Linked DNA regions of Homo sapiens: all the other regions are linked to region 2. The links are chromatin contacts, found by Hi-C or POLR2A ChIA-PET in ENCODE. All regions are on one chromosome and are shown on one strand. Each heading gives the region's core, a stretch centred on a gene start or an enhancer-like site at or near the end of the contact. The rest is flanking DNA. Distances are from core to core; before and after follow the strand shown. Region 1 overlaps RUNX1 (RUNX family transcription factor 1). Region 2 overlaps RUNX1 (RUNX family transcription factor 1). Region 3 has its middle 160 kb from the start of RUNX1.

Region 1 (3,514 bases), core at 466-2,965, 130 kb after region 2:
GTTTGATTTGATGGTTGTAGGAGCAATTGTTCTTTCAAAGCACCATCTTCTAACCTCAGGAAGGAAAGCCCAGGGGCCCCTGGGATGTCCTGCCAAACTGGGAAGACAAAGATTGTGACTGAGAAGGTGGGGGCAGGGCAGGAGAAGGGGGAAGAAGGGAGAATGGATCAACCCCAGGCCGGGGAAAGAGATGAATGAAGGTCCACGCCAGAGTGACATGCTCTAAGTAGGGGAAATCTTCCTAACTAGAGTTCCCATGACTTTGGCAACATTTGAAAAAAAAAAAAAAAAAAAAAGACATCCTTAAACCCACAAAGTACTCAATTGTCCAAGCCCCATTATGGCCAACTTCCCAAAGCTGGCTGGTCAGAGACCTTGGTGTTAATTCCTCAGCCAACTAAAAAAAGATGGTGTGAGTTCTGTTGACTTAATTGTTGGAGTGTTTCTGAGTGGGGCCGCCTCCCTCCTCTGCCTCCTCACAGTATTATGGGCTATTCTGCATTACCTGCCCTACCTATCTTCATAATCTAGCCGCAAACAGCTTTGGTTGACCACACCACTTCCCTATTGAAAGTTAATACTGTTTGACTCATTCTGTGTTACTAACCTGAAGCCAAAGAAAACAAGGCAGAGAATAACTGGCTTGTGTGGAGTTTGGAAAGCTCTTGGAGGCCCTGCTTTCAAAATCCTATACAGTAGCTTTACTATATCTCTCCGCTGCAGCTGCTGAGAAAATGAAGGAAGCAGAAGTGGTTAAAAAAAAAAGTTGGGGGTGGGGAAGAGACTGGGAAGGGAGTGGGGCGGGGTCCCCCTCCGGCTGGGAAAAGACAGGGTAATCTGCGGCAGTTTATGAGGGCTGTCTCCCTGAGCTGAGGTCTTGCTTTCACACACCAGAGTGTTCACACAGAAGAGGGACTGTTGAAGGAGTTAAAAGGAGAGGAAAGTTCAAAACAGTTGTTGAAAAGGCAGCTCTCCTATTGCCTGCGTAACACAGAGGAGCTGGGAGGCTGGTCTCACCAGGCCAGGCAGCCATAGGCAGAGACTCAAGGTAGACAGGCCAGGGGGAAGTTGTGTACCTTTCGAATCGGGAAAGGATTGAGGAGGGGGAATGTTGCCGGACAGAAGGCTGTCCTGGGCGTCCATCCTTGCCCTCCATCCCTGTCTCCATCCCTGGCAAGGATGGAACCTTCCCTTCCTTCATTTCCTAACTGGCTCAAATGTGGTCACCAAGGTGAATAGGAGGCACTAGTGTCTTGGAATAAACAGAACTTTCCCTCCCAATGTTACCTGGCAGACAGTGGGACCAGCATCTTCATCACCATGCTGTGCTCTGTGGGAGTCTAGGCAAACAGCCACTTGCCCATTCAGGTAACTTTAGAAGAGGTCTCCCTCCTCACAGATGCCCTTCTCAGCAGGTGGCTGCTTCTGGCACGTGGACAACAGTGCATAGAAGTGAGCCTGATGCCTGAATGAGGCTGTCATGACACAAACAACCGGAAGCCTTATTTGTGAGGGAGGGTCAACGTTCTGTTCAAAACAACTTGCTGCGGTTGGCTTTTGTACTAGTGAGTACTCAGGAGCTGTGAGTGGCCAGGGTACCCTGTCCTTCTGTACCAGCCAGGACCTGCTCAGCCATCTGTCCAAGGGCTTTGCAAGGCCAGCCTAGAACCTCAGTTGGCGTCTGTGACAGGAGAGAGCGTCAGAGTCAGATGCTGTTCCCCTGCTGTTGGGAAAGTCCCCGAGGCCCAGGGGGCAGGGCTTTTAGAAATAGGAGGGAATTTCCTTCCCTCTTTTTAGAAGTACAGAGGAGGAGAGATCATCCTCCACACTGCTGGATGAGCATTCCAGAATAAATCTAGTCCAGGAAAGGGGCTCACTCATTCATTCATTCACTCACTCACTCATTCATTTATTTGTCCAGCATTTATGGAGGCATCACCCAACCTTGGAAGGGCCCTGCCTTTACCTCGGTCCTGTCCAAACATGCTCAGTGTCTCTGCCCATTATGTATGAGATCTGCTGCTGCGGGAGGGGAACTGAGATTCCTGCAGGGAGGTTAGGAGGCCAGTGTGGAGAGCCTCAGTGCTGGTAACATGCTCACGCAAGCAGTGTGTGTGCGCCTCCTGGATCTTCTTCTCCTGGCCCCCAGGTCTTGCCTGTCTACCCCAGGACTAGCCCTGCTGATGCCTGAACTCCAAAGCCATGTCAGAAGCTCCAGGCAGCGTTCTGTGAGTCAGTGCTCATATCTCCATAGTGCGCCACCCGCCACCAATACTTTCTTTCTCTTCTGCAAGTCGCCTTCTCTTTAGAGTCTGTCCCTGGGCAGGAGCTACTCTGATCAACAAATCCATGTCACTGGTGGTTACCACTCTCTGGTTACTTTTCAGTTACGCTGTAACTGGGGGTTTCCTTGAGATAAGACCTTAACCTAGGGAGGGTTGCTAATATTTGGGATTATAGGCTGGTAGAAGAAGAAAAACCTTGAATTTGGGAGCTGTCTGCACCCTTCTTAAGAAACTGCCTCCACTTCCCCCACAGAGGGCTACCTCTGGTCAAGAGCAAAAGCCAGCAGGTGGCTTCTCTGCCCTGAGCTCAAGTTACCTCCTTAGTCACCAGACAGAAATGGACAGTGAGCCCTGGCGACCGGGGATGGCAGATTTAGATTTTGAGTGCTCTGCTTTTAGGAGAGGCCCGAGTCTCATGTGAGTGGGCGAAAAACTCCACTGCTCGTGGCAATGAGCCCTGGACTCAGGGAGCAGAGTTTTGTTTGGGTTTTTGTCCCGTGAGTCTTGGGCGCATGGTGCAGGGGGGCTGGGGAGGGGCAGGCCTGTGTGCGTCTCTGGCTTGAAGTTGTATTGGTTGTTGATCTTGCCTTGGCGTTGGCCAGCCTTTCCTGTCCATTGACTGTTGCTTGCTACACTTGTCTTGGCCCATGTCCTGAGGGCGATCACAGAACGGTGTGTGTGTGTGAGTGGATGTATGGATGTGTGATGGATGTATATGTATGTATGTGTATATGTGTGTATGTCAGTATGTGTGTATGTTTGTATATATGTGTCCCCATGTCTGTATATCTGCCTGTGTGTATATGCATGTGTGTCCCTGTGTGATATATGTATATGTGTGTGTGCGTCTGTATATATGTGTCTGTCCTGGTTTGTGTCTGTATGTGTATGTGTGTCTGTGCATGTCTTAATATATGTGTCTGTGTGACGTATGTACATGTGTCTGTGTGTATTTATATGTGTGTATCCCCATGTGTGTTTTATATCTGTGTGTGTGTCCAGGTGTCTGTGTATGTGTGTGTCTGTATGTGTTTACATGCATGCCTGTGTTTGTGTGTATATGTCCATGTGTGTCTGTATGTGTGTTTATACATGTGTGTCCATGTGTATCTATATTTTGTTTTGTTTTGTTTTTTGAGACAGAGTCTCGCTCTGTCGCTCAGGCTGGAGTGCACTGGCATGATCTTGGCTCATTGCAACTTCTGCCTCCTGGGTTCTAGCAATTCTTC
Region 2 (3,150 bases), core at 126-2,625:
ACAAAGATTTTTGCAATTGCTACCCTCTCCACCCCTCCTTCCCTAGCTAGAAGCCTTCTCTCCCCTCTTCTAAACCCACACAGCTCACCATTTGGACAACTTTTAGGAAGTTTAGCACTTTCCACCACACACTATTGTTTTAAGTACAGTCACCCCCCAGTATCCATGGGGGTATTGGTTTCAGGACCCCTCTGGAATAACAACATCTTCAGATGCTCAAGTCTCTTTTCTAAAATGGTGTAGTATTTGCATATAACATGTGCACATCCTCCTGTATACTTTAAATCAACCCTAGATTACTTATAATACCTAACATAATGTAAATGCTATGCAAATAGTTGTTATACTGTATTGTTTAGGGAAGAATGACAGGAAAAAAGTCTGCGCATGTTCAATACAGACAACCATCCATATATACAGATCTATACGTAGAGAGATCCACAGTTGGTTAAATCCATAGAAGCAGAGCAGAGCTTCTTTATGAAGCCAAATATGTATCTTCATAATATCCCGGAGGGCAGAACTTCGGTCTGATTTGTAGGTATTGAGGTCTAATGAAAATAGCTAGGGAAAAGATCCAGGGGGAAGTCTTTTCCTCCACCACTTACTAGCTGGCTCTGCCTAGTATTACACTTGCTTGCCTTCTCTTTTAGCATATGGGCAATTTATCCAATCACTCTGAGCCTAGTTTCCACATCTAGCTGGCTCTGCCTAGTATTACACTTGCTTGCCTTCTCTTTTAGCATATGGGCAATTTATCCAATCACTCTGAGCCTAGTTTCCACATCTATAAAATACGGTGAGAACTTAATAAGTTAAAATTTCTAGCACATAGTAGATATTTAAAACATATTAAATAAATTCATGCCATTATAACGTCACAGTCTGTTACTTAAAATGTTTTCCTCAAAAGTCTCAATGGCTGACTCACAAAAACAGATTTGTTAATGGATCTGTTAAAATAAACAAGAGCAAAATAGCCTTTGCTATTTTTGTATAGTGTTAATCATTCTGTTCCTTAAAGAAAAGTCCCAGGGAACTACTTAGTGTGGGGAAGGCCGTTTCTAGAAGGAGTGCCGGCAGAGAGCAGGAGCAGGAGTTGGCATCACAAAGCTGGTGCTGTCTTCATCTACACCACATTTCATGTCAACTTCATTTTATTCATTTTGTGCCCCTCATCTGAACCCTCAGTTTCAGGTTTGGGAAACAGAACCAAATGGAACATGAAATGTAAAACAAGGTCCAGCCAAACACAGTGAGCTCTCTCCGGCTTCAAGTCAAAACTTGGCTGAACCACAAAGCTTCACCTGGTTTTGAGTAAAAACCACACTGAACCACCTTTTTTTTTTTTTCACGGTTTCGGTTTGCAAATGGGGTTTCATGCAAAGCTTGCCCTCGTTTCCGTAGAGTTCCCTGGCAGAGGACAGGCAAGTCTTCAGCTAATATGGACTCTGCCCCATGAGCACCCCTGGCCAGCCTGTGTGGAGGTGACTGGTGGTTACTTATTGTTCGGATCTCAGAAGGCCTGGGTGTTGAGTAGTCTTGCTCGTGTGATGATTAAGATGACAGAAAACTATCAGGCATATCAAGAAGAAGTACAATCAGTTAGTTTCTCTCTTTGCACTTGGCTTTTACGAAAACAGAGAAGAAAATTTTTGAAAAGCCATGAATTTATGAAGGGGTGGGAGGAGCATAGCCTAAAGCTCCATCTACGTGTGGAGGCAAAGAGATCTGAAACAATTCTTTGGATAATCCAGGCCAAAATTCCGATTCATCAGAAATATTGAGATAATAAAGGCAAAGTGGGCTAGAAGAGTGCACTTGTGGAAGTATGAAAACAAGCTCAATTTTCCCCTCAATGTGTAAATGTAGATAAAGCCATCATATCAGCGATGCATTTCTCCCTGGAGACTTGTAGTGGATTTGGTGTCATTCATGTGCTATGCTGGCAATAGTAGAAAGGATTAAAATGTTCCTTAGAAGCTAACAGTGTCAGATGAGCCATTTGCCCTGGGTGGTGATGACATTTGGGAATAAGGTTTAATATAAAGTGTCTCCAAACTGAGTTTTCTATGACATGGAGGGAGGTTTGTGTTGTTCTCTTGGTAAATTAAACTAGTACTTGGGATTTACAAGCAGATTTATAGGAGGATTGTAATGATGAATGCATGAAGAATGGATTGGATCAGTGATAAAACATTTATTATATCAATACATGCAAAGTTTGGAAAACTGTAAGAGAAAATAAATGGCCTCTTAAAAATCACTTATATATGTATAGTATCATAAAATTCACATACAAAAATTTCCCACACATGATGACACTGGATTAGTCCTGGAAAGATTATGTGACTTGTCCAATCCAGGTCAGGAAGCCAGTACGTTGCAGGGATTTGAGCTTCCCTCGTTCTTCTCCATTCACAGACAAAAATTTGTCCTTGGCATGATAACTATGTAGCAAGGGAGACAATCAAATACACCAACCACTACAATATAACATCACAGGCACCAAAGTGGGACTATCTTTTAGAGATGTGAGGGGCCTGAATAAAAGATTCCTACATCTGCCTCCTCCCTTTGTCCATATAAGCATGCAGGACTGAAAACTATGAGATAGTCTCTAAGAGACAGATGGAGGGAGAAAGAGCCTTACTGCCTATCTCTAGTGAGCTGGGGAATCCATTCAAGTGATTAGTTTGGGATATATTGGTTTTGAGGATTCCATGAAGTACACAACAAGAGCTCTCAAGGTTCTCCAGAAATGTCAGTCTAGAATTCCAAGGAAATAGTTCTGGGCTGGAGACATGAATTTGGGAGTCACTAATGTAAAAATAATAGATTAATGATCTCACCCAGAGCAAGATGTTGAGGGAGAAAAGTCAAAGGGAGCATCAGGCTCTCTCCAACCCGTGGGTCCAGTTGCATGCAACTGGACAATGGGATTATTATAAAAGAAGATGCCTGCCAAATGATGCCTGCTGTATGGAAGGCTGCACACCACCAATCTCATTCTTTGTAGAGTTAATCAATGCAAAGTCCCAAACCACTTGGTCATTTAAGTAGAAAGTCTTGTCTCTCTAAACCTAACATTTCAACACCTTGCTTATACAGAAGATCAATCAAGAGAAATGTTTTATTTTATGATAAGAT
Region 3 (3,291 bases), core at 637-3,136, 230 kb before region 2:
CTGGGCACACAGGGGCCAAGGAGACAGGCCAACCCTCCCCTCAGCACTCAGGGTCTGCAGGGAGACCGACTGGAAACAGCTCCTCCCCAGGCCTGGGTGCTGCCCAGAGAGCCCGGGCCCCAGGGTCCTCTCCCCCGAGGCTTTAAGATCCCAGTTTCTACATTTCCCTCTTTATTCCAGAATGTGTGATTTTCCCGGTGTGATTCCCTTTTGTCTCTTTCAGTTGCAGAGCCACACAAGGGTATGCACTATTTCACTCTGATAGGGAAGAAAAAGTGTTTTCACAAATTGAAGTGTGTTGTGGTGGTGTGGGCACCCGCATGGTGAAATGGCAGAGGCATCCCTTGTGAGTGGTTTCTGTCCCTGGGAAGGTTTTGGAAGGCACAGATTCCTTTGGTATAGTTGGAACCTAATGTGGAGACTGCTGGTGGCAGGCATTTCCTAAACATGTGTGGAAGGAAGGAAGGAAAGAAGGACAGAAGGAAGGAAGGGAGGGAAGGAGGAAGGGAGGGGAAGGAAGGAAGGAAGGAGGGAGGGAGAAAGGGAAAGAGGGAAGGAAGGAAGGAGGAGGAGGGAGGAAGGAAGGAAAGAAAGGAAGGAAGGAAGGAGACAGAGGGAGGGGAGGGGAGAGAAGAGAGTCAGAGACACAGAGAGAGGAGGGGGAGGAGGGCTGAAGAACACAGGCGTTCAGACCTCTTCAGGCCTTGGTCAGTCTGAACATTCGTCCACAATCTCATGGTCACCTCCACCCCGACCTTCCTTCTTCCCACTTGTCCGGACATGCGAAAGTCTCCTAGCCCAGGCAGTTAAGAGAGGAGAAGTCATCATTCATGTGCTGCCAACACCTTTGAGTTAGACACGGCCGAGCTTTCTGTAGGTCTGCCTCTTCCAGCGGACACCAGCTCTCCCCACCGGCAGGCAGCAGGGCCCTCCCACTCTTGGGCTCCACCTCCTCACTGTCCCCAAGGCAAATGGAAAGCCAGGTGTGTGTATGAATTCCAGCAAGGCAAAAGAAGCAAGAAAGAGAGCAACTGAGATGTGGAGATTAAAAATAGGATAAACAGGAACTGAGAAGTCTGGGTTTCTATTTTTCTGGTTCACTTTGTTTTCATGCTTCCCTCAGTGAACTCTTGTAATTGTAGTCTCTCCCAATTAAGCAGTCATTTGTAGCTCAGGATAAGAAAATAAAGAAAATAAGACTCCTGAGTTCCCTGCGTGTAGAATTCCCCACCCCTCATCCTCAGAATGCATTCATTCCCAGCACACATGAAAACAATTGTCTGTAGGAAAAGAAGAATCAACTTTAGGCTTTGCCCAGAAATGCCAGCACAGTTCCTTCCATGGTGGTCGATGACCTCAAATTGGAAATGTGATAAATATAAGAATATCTATACCACATAAAAAACCAACAAGCTCCACACTTTGATTTTGCCCTATTCAGGGCAAGCTCTGATGTAAGAGGATGTCGGATGAACACGGATGCCCACGTGGCTACCCTAGGCCAGGGTTAAATCTCCTGGTGGTGAAAGCCTCTGTGCTACAGGGGAAAAGGTGTGTAGGCCGTGTGTGTGTGTGTGTGTGTGTGTGTGTGTGTGTGTGTGTGTGTGTATCCAGGAGATCAGCAGCCAGAGCTTCATTTATCACGGCTTTGCTTCCTAAAATGTAACTGGAGGCACAGAGAGCTCTTTATAAATCAAAAGGCCCCTAGCTTCCACTAGCCTGAAACAGTAGAGACGGTGGGAGCTGCCTGTGTTGAGTCTGAATGAAACACCCACTCAGCCCAGCTGCAAGCTATCTAAAGCAAATATCCCGACAATGGCCTCTTGCCCAGAAACGGCCTCAGCAGCCTGCCTCCCTGGACAGGAAGGAAGGCGCTCTGGAACAGAACCACTGCCCACGTGGTGGTGGGGGTGTGGGGAGCTCTCTCCTGGTCCCATCTCGCATTTGCCCCAAATCAAAGTAGAGGCTGCTAAACGGCTGATAGAGAAAGATGGACCGTCTAACTGCTAGTCAATGTTTATTGTATTCTTAGAAGCAGCGACTCTTCTCAACTTCCTGTGATCAAAAACGCTTGTTAATCGTTCTTATTAAAAGCCAGATCTCCCAACGTACAACTTTGTTGCACGTGGACTGAATTAAAAGCAGGAGATTGTTTTCATCTCTAGAATTCAGCGAATGCCAAAACAAATGTACATGAAATTGCCGGCCCTTTTTTTTTTCTTTCTTTCTTTCGTTATCTCTTTTCCCTTATTTCCCCCTACAGGAGGCAGCGAAACCTAGTAAAGAAAAAGAGGAAACTGGAACCTGAAGCTCAAAATTACGGGCAGGGAACTCGGATTCTGTCTGGGTGGAAGTGTTAGGTCACAATAGGATCCACTCAACCATCATGTTGCTTTTACTTTTCTCTCCTGCTGGTTTTCCGGGGGTACAGGTTTACAGTATGTGTCAGTGACTGAGACAAGCCCTTCCAAAGTGGCCGTTTTCTTGCTAATGTTAAATTATTTTTGATGCATTTTCTCTAGATTCCCCAGTTCTTGCAGGAAAACATTCAGAATGTGTTTTGATAAAATAGTAGCTCAGAAAAGCTCGTGCATCTTAGAAGCTTGCCATTTAAAATACAGATGTCCAGTTAAATTGAAATTTCGGAGAAGCAACTAATTTTGTTTAATGTTCAGGTAAACAATGAATGATAAAATATTACATGGAGTACATGTATGCTAAAAATGTATTCATGTTTATCTAAAATTTATATTTAAGTGGGTATCCTGTAGTTTTTAAATCTGATGACCCAGAACAAGTCAGCTCATTTGACCACATGTCTGCTGCACATATAGAGAGTTGAACACGTTCTAGGTAGTAATTATTCCCTGATACAATCATTTCGTCTTTATACCGCTACTCAATACCAGTACCCAGAAATGGTTGAGTCACCTAATGTAATTTTGCCAATCTGTTATGAGGTCATAGAAGACCGTCACTGGTAAGCTGCATAGAGAATCTAGGAATTGTTCTAACCGTGGTTCCTGACAAGCTCAAGCCCTCTAGACTTTACTTTTCCACTCCTCTAGCTTGGCTGGAAGGGCTGTAGCCACTTTCTGACTTTCTAGTCAGAGAGCCTTGAATATGAAGAAGGGTGGCCACGTTTCCATCTGCGAGGCTGACAGTCAAGGGCAGGAGTGTCTACCGTTTGCACAGTAGTCTGACGAAGGATTTCTCCCCAGTTGATTCCAAATTCATAATTTTCTGGAGTATAAAGGGACTGAACAGTATGGAGGTAGTCTAAGACATAAG

Evidence for each region. A loop is a pair of places that touch in the nucleus more often than their neighbours do. ChIA-PET counts read pairs that join two places held with the same protein, here RNA polymerase II (POLR2A). Pooled maps may share reads with other maps.
Region 1: a pooled map shows a loop between it and region 2 (5-fold over the local background). The contact joins two enhancer-like sites. A Hi-C loop is called at or near these places in 5 of 37 single-sample maps with no recorded cell type and 5 of 50 pooled maps. POLR2A ChIA-PET finds 5 or more read pairs at or near these places in 2 of 52 experiments (PC-9 and activated CD8-positive, alpha-beta T cell).
Region 3: a loop to region 2 is called in a pooled map, with 2.5 times the contacts of the local background. The contact joins two enhancer-like sites. A Hi-C loop is called at or near these places in 1 of 168 maps with a recorded cell type or tissue (cardiac septum), 4 of 37 single-sample maps with no recorded cell type and 4 of 50 pooled maps. POLR2A ChIA-PET finds 5 or more read pairs at or near these places in 2 of 52 experiments (T-cell and activated naive CD4-positive, alpha-beta T cell).

What each region holds. Positions count from the first base shown.
Region 1 is chr21:34,842,977-34,846,490 of GRCh38, reverse strand. All of the region lies in intron 6 of RUNX1 (RUNX family transcription factor 1), which reads left to right. All of the region lies in intron 1 of RUNX1-AS1 (RUNX1 antisense RNA 1), which reads right to left. Among named protein-coding and RNA genes, the nearest start is that of RUNX1-AS1, 8.4 kb to the right of the region's middle. Within about 2 kb of position 1,715, at least 20 of the 41 ENCODE cell types and tissues checked have a DNase peak (open chromatin) inside an H3K27ac peak, as active enhancers do.
Region 2 is chr21:34,972,601-34,975,750 of GRCh38, reverse strand. The region is part of intron 2 of RUNX1 (RUNX family transcription factor 1); the gene reads left to right. Among named protein-coding and RNA genes, the nearest start is that of RUNX1-IT1, 65 kb to the left of the region's middle. RefSeq lists enhancers at 1,172-1,261, 1,392-1,441 and a silencer at 1,285-1,579. Within about 2 kb of position 1,375, at least 2 of the 41 ENCODE cell types and tissues checked have a DNase peak (open chromatin) inside an H3K27ac peak, as active enhancers do.
Region 3 is chr21:35,203,991-35,207,281 of GRCh38, reverse strand. No RefSeq gene overlaps it. Among named protein-coding and RNA genes, the nearest start is that of RUNX1, 160 kb to the right of the region's middle. Within about 2 kb of position 1,886, at least 30 of the 41 ENCODE cell types and tissues checked have a DNase peak (open chromatin) inside an H3K27ac peak, as active enhancers do.